2 separate regions of the Homo sapiens genome follow, and region 2 is linked to region 1. A link is a loop called in an ENCODE intact Hi-C map of the cell type or tissue named here. Cell type or tissue: GM12878. All regions are shown on one strand. Each heading gives the region's core, and the rest is flanking DNA. Links, peaks and the distances in the headings are about the cores only. Region 1 overlaps SIAE (sialic acid acetylesterase). Region 2 overlaps MSANTD2 (Myb/SANT DNA binding domain containing 2).

The links. Peaks named below come from ENCODE experiments on the same cell type or tissue, not always from the same donor. Only the 100,000 strongest peaks of a DNase experiment are listed, where the experiment ranks them.
Region 2: it touches region 1 in a loop (7-fold over the local background); 35 of 110 quality-filtered maps call a loop at or near these places.

What each region holds. Positions count from the first base shown.
Region 1 is chr11:124,667,582-124,670,511 of GRCh38, forward strand. It overlaps SIAE (sialic acid acetylesterase), which reads right to left. Exons shown (of 10, transcript NM_170601.5): 2 at 1,779-1,940. Among named protein-coding and RNA genes, the nearest start is that of SIAE, 4.7 kb to the right of the region's middle. In GM12878, for the core only: a CTCF peak has its summit at 1,732 (motif pointing right); a DNase peak (open chromatin) is centred at 1,778.
Region 2 is chr11:124,792,610-124,795,539 of GRCh38, forward strand. All of the region lies in intron 1 of MSANTD2 (Myb/SANT DNA binding domain containing 2), which reads right to left. Among named protein-coding and RNA genes, the nearest start is that of MSANTD2, 6.3 kb to the right of the region's middle. RefSeq lists an enhancer at 661-1,162. In GM12878, for the core only: a CTCF peak has its summit at 1,268 (motif pointing left); no DNase peak of the experiment used is centred there.

The sequences.
Region 1 (2,930 bases), core at 329-2,828:
CAGTACAATTCCCACAAGCATCCCTGTCACATATATATGCTAGCCATTGCTCAAACCACCAATTTGTACCTGAACTCCACCTCCACCTCTGAGCAGCCTCCTCATCTGTCTCATTCGCACCTCCACATCACACAGCTATAGCGCTATCTGTAACATCCAGCCCTGAGCATGCCTTCCTTCATCCCATAACTTCTAGCTTTGCCTCCTCCACACCGGCTTCTATATCTTTATCTCTTCTAGACAGAGACTCACTCCTTTGTAATATCTCCCTGCTCATGAAAACTGCTAATTCTCACCTTCCTGAACATCCCCACAGCCACTCTATGAGGTCAAACCCTCATCATCTCTTGCTTGGATATCACAGCAGCCTGCCCACCACCTCTATCTTACTGATCTCCAATCCATCTTCCACAGTGCTGCCACAGCGAACTTTCTAAAATATCTATCATATTCTTTTGCTGTTTAAAAATCTGTCCGTTTAGAATAAAACATACACTCCTTAGCAATGACAAACAAGTCTCCCTGTCTTTCCAACCTATCTCCTGTCATCTGCCCAGTCACACACCCCCCAGTGTTCCAGACCAACCAACCTGCCTGGCATCTCTCCCATGGCCCAGGTACACTCAGGCCTCCATGCTTTTGCCAGGCTATTCTCACTACCCAGTGTGCCCTGCTCACCTCTCAAGATGAGCCTCAGACTACGTAATTATCCCTACTCTCTACAAAGCACTCCCATCGCACCTTGTTCTTCCTCACTGTGGCACTTATCACACTTAACGATAACTGCTTACTATCTTCCTGTCTAACCTGCATGCCTCATTAAGGAAGAGGACATATCTGTTTTACTCATCACTGTATCACCAGTACCTAGCACAGTATCGGGCACATAGTAGGCTCTCAATAGATATTTGAATGACTGACTAAATAATAATAGTAATAGTTACAATCATGACTGCTAAAACTGACTCTGCACTTGTGTGCCAGGCACTGTTACAAGTCTTTACCAGTGTTAATTCGTTTAATTCTCACAGTAATCCTGTAGGTATCATGACGATCTCCATTTCACATATAAACTGAGACATGGAGATGTTATATTACATGTCCAAGATTATTCAGCCGTATAAATGACAGAATCAGGGCCTGAAAGCAGTGACTTCCAGAGCCTTAGACTACCAATATGAAGTCTTACATTCTTACATTATGGCACTCTCAGTAAATGATGCTGACTTAGAAATCCAAAGAACTGCTGGTTCTAATATATTGGTTTAAAAATAAGAAATGGGATTTACATGGTGCTAGTCTTGGGTTTTAAGACTTTTTAAGGTAAGAAGGTAAGAAGGTTGTTGGGCAAGGACTACCAGAGTTCTTACCCTCTCCTCCATACTGCCTCTCCTCTATATATGATTCAGCTCAAATACCATCTTCTGTGGAAACCTTCCCTTACCACCCAGTCTGAGTTCAATGTTTCTCCTCTGTACCCCAAGACACCCCACATGTACCTTCATCATAGCATTCATCACGCTGTCCTATATAACTTGGTATCTATTCCCATTATTCTGTAAGTTCCTTGAGAACAGGAACTTTGACTCAGTCTTATTTTTGTTTGTATCCTCAGTGCCTAAGCACATGGCAAATATTCAAATAACTTTTATGGATGAATGGACAGACGGATGTAGGGACGGATGGATAATGTGAGCTACAGCATTAGCATTCATTTTCAGATAATCCAGCAGGTGGCAGAAGAGGGCAATAGCTGAACGGAAGATGGGCTGCCTTACCTTTCACACTGGTCACTTTCTTCATGATGGTTTCCTGACCTTGGCGCAGGGTCACGGTCACTGTGGCTCCAGGTGTACCGAAGCCCCATATCACTGCCCCAGCAGGCTCCTTCTGCAGCACCATATCATTATTGATGTATGAAGCAAAGCGAAAACCAATACCTAAAAAATTTAACAAACACTGAGGGAAGCATCATCGGAGAGATATAGCACCAACTGGATCAAGTGAAACAGCAAAGAACATACAGTCTTTATGCAAGAGAATTTTAACATACTAAGTCCCTTTAATCGTCTAAAACTGGCTCTTCTTCCTCCTAATTAGGCAAGCAACATAACAAGAACAGTTTCCAACAGTATGCATCATAGCACATGATGACCACTAAGGAAAATTCCCAGAGCCCAAGGCAACCAATGGACCATAGTCTTCCCTCTCCTTCAGAGCTCTTGATCTTTTTTTGCTCTTGGGCTTGGCCCTAACGCTGGGCTCTCTCCCGCAAAATCACTAAAATGCTCCTTTCATGCACCTATAGATGGTGTTTATGAGAAAAATAAACCACTTCCTTTCCCTACTTTCCATTACCACACCTGCTCCTAATGACTGGGAATAAAACAGCATGCCTCTCTCCAAACAGCCTTCCCTAATCTTTTTCCCCTTCTCTATCTCCCCTTTTCTATGCCACTAATGCCAATTTCCTTCAAATAATGCCCCTTATCATGGTTTTTTGACAACCCAGTGTACTGCATCAAAAATTCTAAATAAGCCCTTATAAATACTCATGACAAGTCAGCTTCCTTCTCAGGTAAATTCAAATAAATCAAGACACATAAATAAGGTCAGTGAGAGATAGAAGGTCAACATGTCTGAACAAAGGTCTTCTGTCACAATTTTACCCATTCCACAAGCTAAATTATACTAAAAGGACAAGAGAAAGCACACTAGAAACTGGATTCTATTCTAGAGAGTCACTAACAAGACTGAATAAGAACTCGCTTTAACGACATCATTCCTATTTTTAACATCCAGCCTATATAAAAGTATTTTATTAATACAAACATCCATCCAAATTATCTCAGCGTGTTCCTCATCAAAACTTAACAAGGAAAAAAATAAAACAAATTATATCCCAATTTATCTGAATAAAACAGACCCCA
Region 2 (2,930 bases), core at 281-2,780, 120 kb after region 1:
TAACATTAACATGACACACAAGACCTTGTTCACAATATTGTAATTGGTTCCTTAGTAATCTGACTCCTTTATTACAAGATGGACATCTTGAAGGTGATGGTATACTACCGTAACTCTCAGACCTACTGCAGTAGGCACTATCTGTTGATGAATAATGAAAAAAATAAAGACCTTATTTCAGACCTTAGCATTTAAAGAAATCTTGTGATGAATCTGTCAGTTGAATCTGATGACAGGGAATGAGCAAAATATCTAAATCCCCTCCCCCCCTCCAGATACCTGAACTTTAGCCAAAAGTTAAGCTCCACACTTTTCCCCTGTAACCTTTCCCTGTTTCCCTCTGGCTTTCTAATGGCAAGGGAATTCAGGAGCCCAGCACCACTACATCAGCCAAGAAAGATATCAAAAAGATACTGAGTTCTAAAGCAGCAGTCTTTAACTGGGGTAGTCTCCTTTAATAATTGATGGAGGCAACTTGAAACCTTAGGGATTCCTGTCATTCCCCCTCTTATTTATATTGTTTAAGTTATCAATCCTGGCCCCTGAATTTAGAATAACAAAAACAATATAGGCCAGTGATACTGTTTCTTTTAAATGTAACTTGAATATTTCCTAAACAGCAAAAATTTCAAGAGACAGTTGATAAAACTCACAAATAATGATTTAATGTGTATTTTTCAGATTCAGTTTGTTATTCAGTACATTTTATCGCCAACTCTCATCATATTCATCTCATACCAGACTTAACATTTTCTATGTCCTGCTAACCTCGTATAAATTTCCAAACACATCATGAAAAATTTTAATGTCAGCTTAAAAATCTTCCAGAGGATACATGGGTTTCAAAGCCTTTTGGGAGTACACAAGCAAAAAGTCTGAACACCCATTATTCAAAAGCTGTTCTGGCCAACAAAACAGTCACTAGCCACAGGTGACTATTTAAATGTAAATTAGATAAAATTAAAAATTCAATTTTGCAGTCACGCTAGCCACATTTCAGGTCCTCAAGAGCCACCTGTGGCTAGTAATGCCGTACTGGACAGTGCAAATTCAGAACACTTCCATCATCACAATAAATTCTATTGGACAGGGCTGTCCTAGGGAACCTAGAATATGCACTGTTTGCCCCAGTGAGTTGAAGTTATAAGACTTTTATTCCTGGCACCACCTCCTGGAATGGCAGGCCATTTTTTTTTTTTACTTTTATCAAGATTCCTCCTACACAGGGGTAAAGTGACAGAAAGGTCAAGAAGGAACTTTGAGCTCCCCCTAGAGGTTTGAGTGTGTGGCCAGGAGAATCCTTTTACAAAGATGAATTTAATACTGTGAATAACAACTTTTTACCTGAAACTGTTCAATATGGTAGCCACTACTCACATATGCCTATTTATAACTTAAAACTGAATTAATTAAATATAATTTAAAATTTCTGTTTCTCAGGCACAATGCCACACATTTTAAGGGCTGAACAGACACATGTGACCAGTGGCTATCATACTGAACTGAGGTAGATAGAGAATATTTCCATCATCACAAAATTTTATGGAACAGTACTATTTGTACTACATGCTTTCTAAATTATTTTTTCCTTTAACATGTCCTCTTAATGAAGTAACCAGAATATTTAACTCCACCCTTCACTGTATTTCCAAAATGCCAGAAAATAAACCCAGAATTCTACTCATTCAGTTTTAACATGTGCTTCTTAGCTCCTTTCCTTCTAAAACTGAAATCTTAAATATAAGTGTATGATTGGTAGTCAAAGATGGTCTATTCTTAGAGGATACACATCAAGCATCTGTCAAATTCATAAGCAGATAAGCAAACTGGAAGGCACAAGATTTCAGGTAACATTGGGATGGTAACAACAGAGACTAAATATATAAAAAATAACAGGAAATAAATCTAAACCTATTTGAGTAGCTTATCATATTTCTTAGAAATCTTTCAATGAGAAGATAGAAGAAATGTCTTGTCTGCAAACGCCAAAGAGAAGTCCTCAGAGATGGGCAGAGTCTATTAAAATGCTTATCAGGGACAATGAGAGCTTTTTGCTCCAAGTTAGTTATCTTTGCCCTGTTGGTTCTTATAAATAATTGCAAGGCTTCAGAGCTAAAATGAAAGACCAAATATACTATATGGTGATTTTCCTGTTAGAGTACAAAATTTGTTCCAAAGATGATGACAATTACTGATGAATAAATCTAAGCAATGTCCCCAGAAAATTAATCATTTTGTTCTCTGGGCAGAAGACTCTTTTATCTTTTATTTATTATTTATTTATTTTGAGACAGGGTCTCACTCTGTCACCCAAGCTGAAGTTCAGTGGCTCAATCTCAGCTCACTGCAAACTCCACCTCCCAACCTCAAGCGATCCTCCCGCTTCAGCCTCCTGAGGAGCTGTAACTACAAGTGTGTGCCACCACGCCCGGCTAATTTTTTGTATTTTTGGTAGAGACAGGTGTCACCACGTTGTCCACGCTGGTCTCCAACTCCTGAGCTCACGTGATATGCCCGCCTCAGCCTCCCAAAGTATTGCGATTACAGGCATGAACCACCATGCCCGGCCTCTTTTACCATTTTTAAATTTGTCTGATGAGCGACCAGCACTGATTCAGAAAAGGCAAGTCTTTTAGGTCACATTCAATCACCTTGCATTTCATCTTGAGGCACAGCTAGAAGTACACATCTGTTTCAAAGACATAAAGCCAACTCTCAAGAGGCAAATTTTTGGAGAACACCCAAAAATATGGGACTTGAGAATGAGTTTTGCAGTGCATCAGATTAACTGACTGAAGTGTGAATGCAGCATCTGGCTCAGAGTGAATGCTTTCATGAATTCCAAGTCTAGATAGGTCTTTCAACTACTACAGTATGGCCAGCGATGAGACTGGTCACTCCTTTGAAGTCATCACACTTATAGTCTGCTT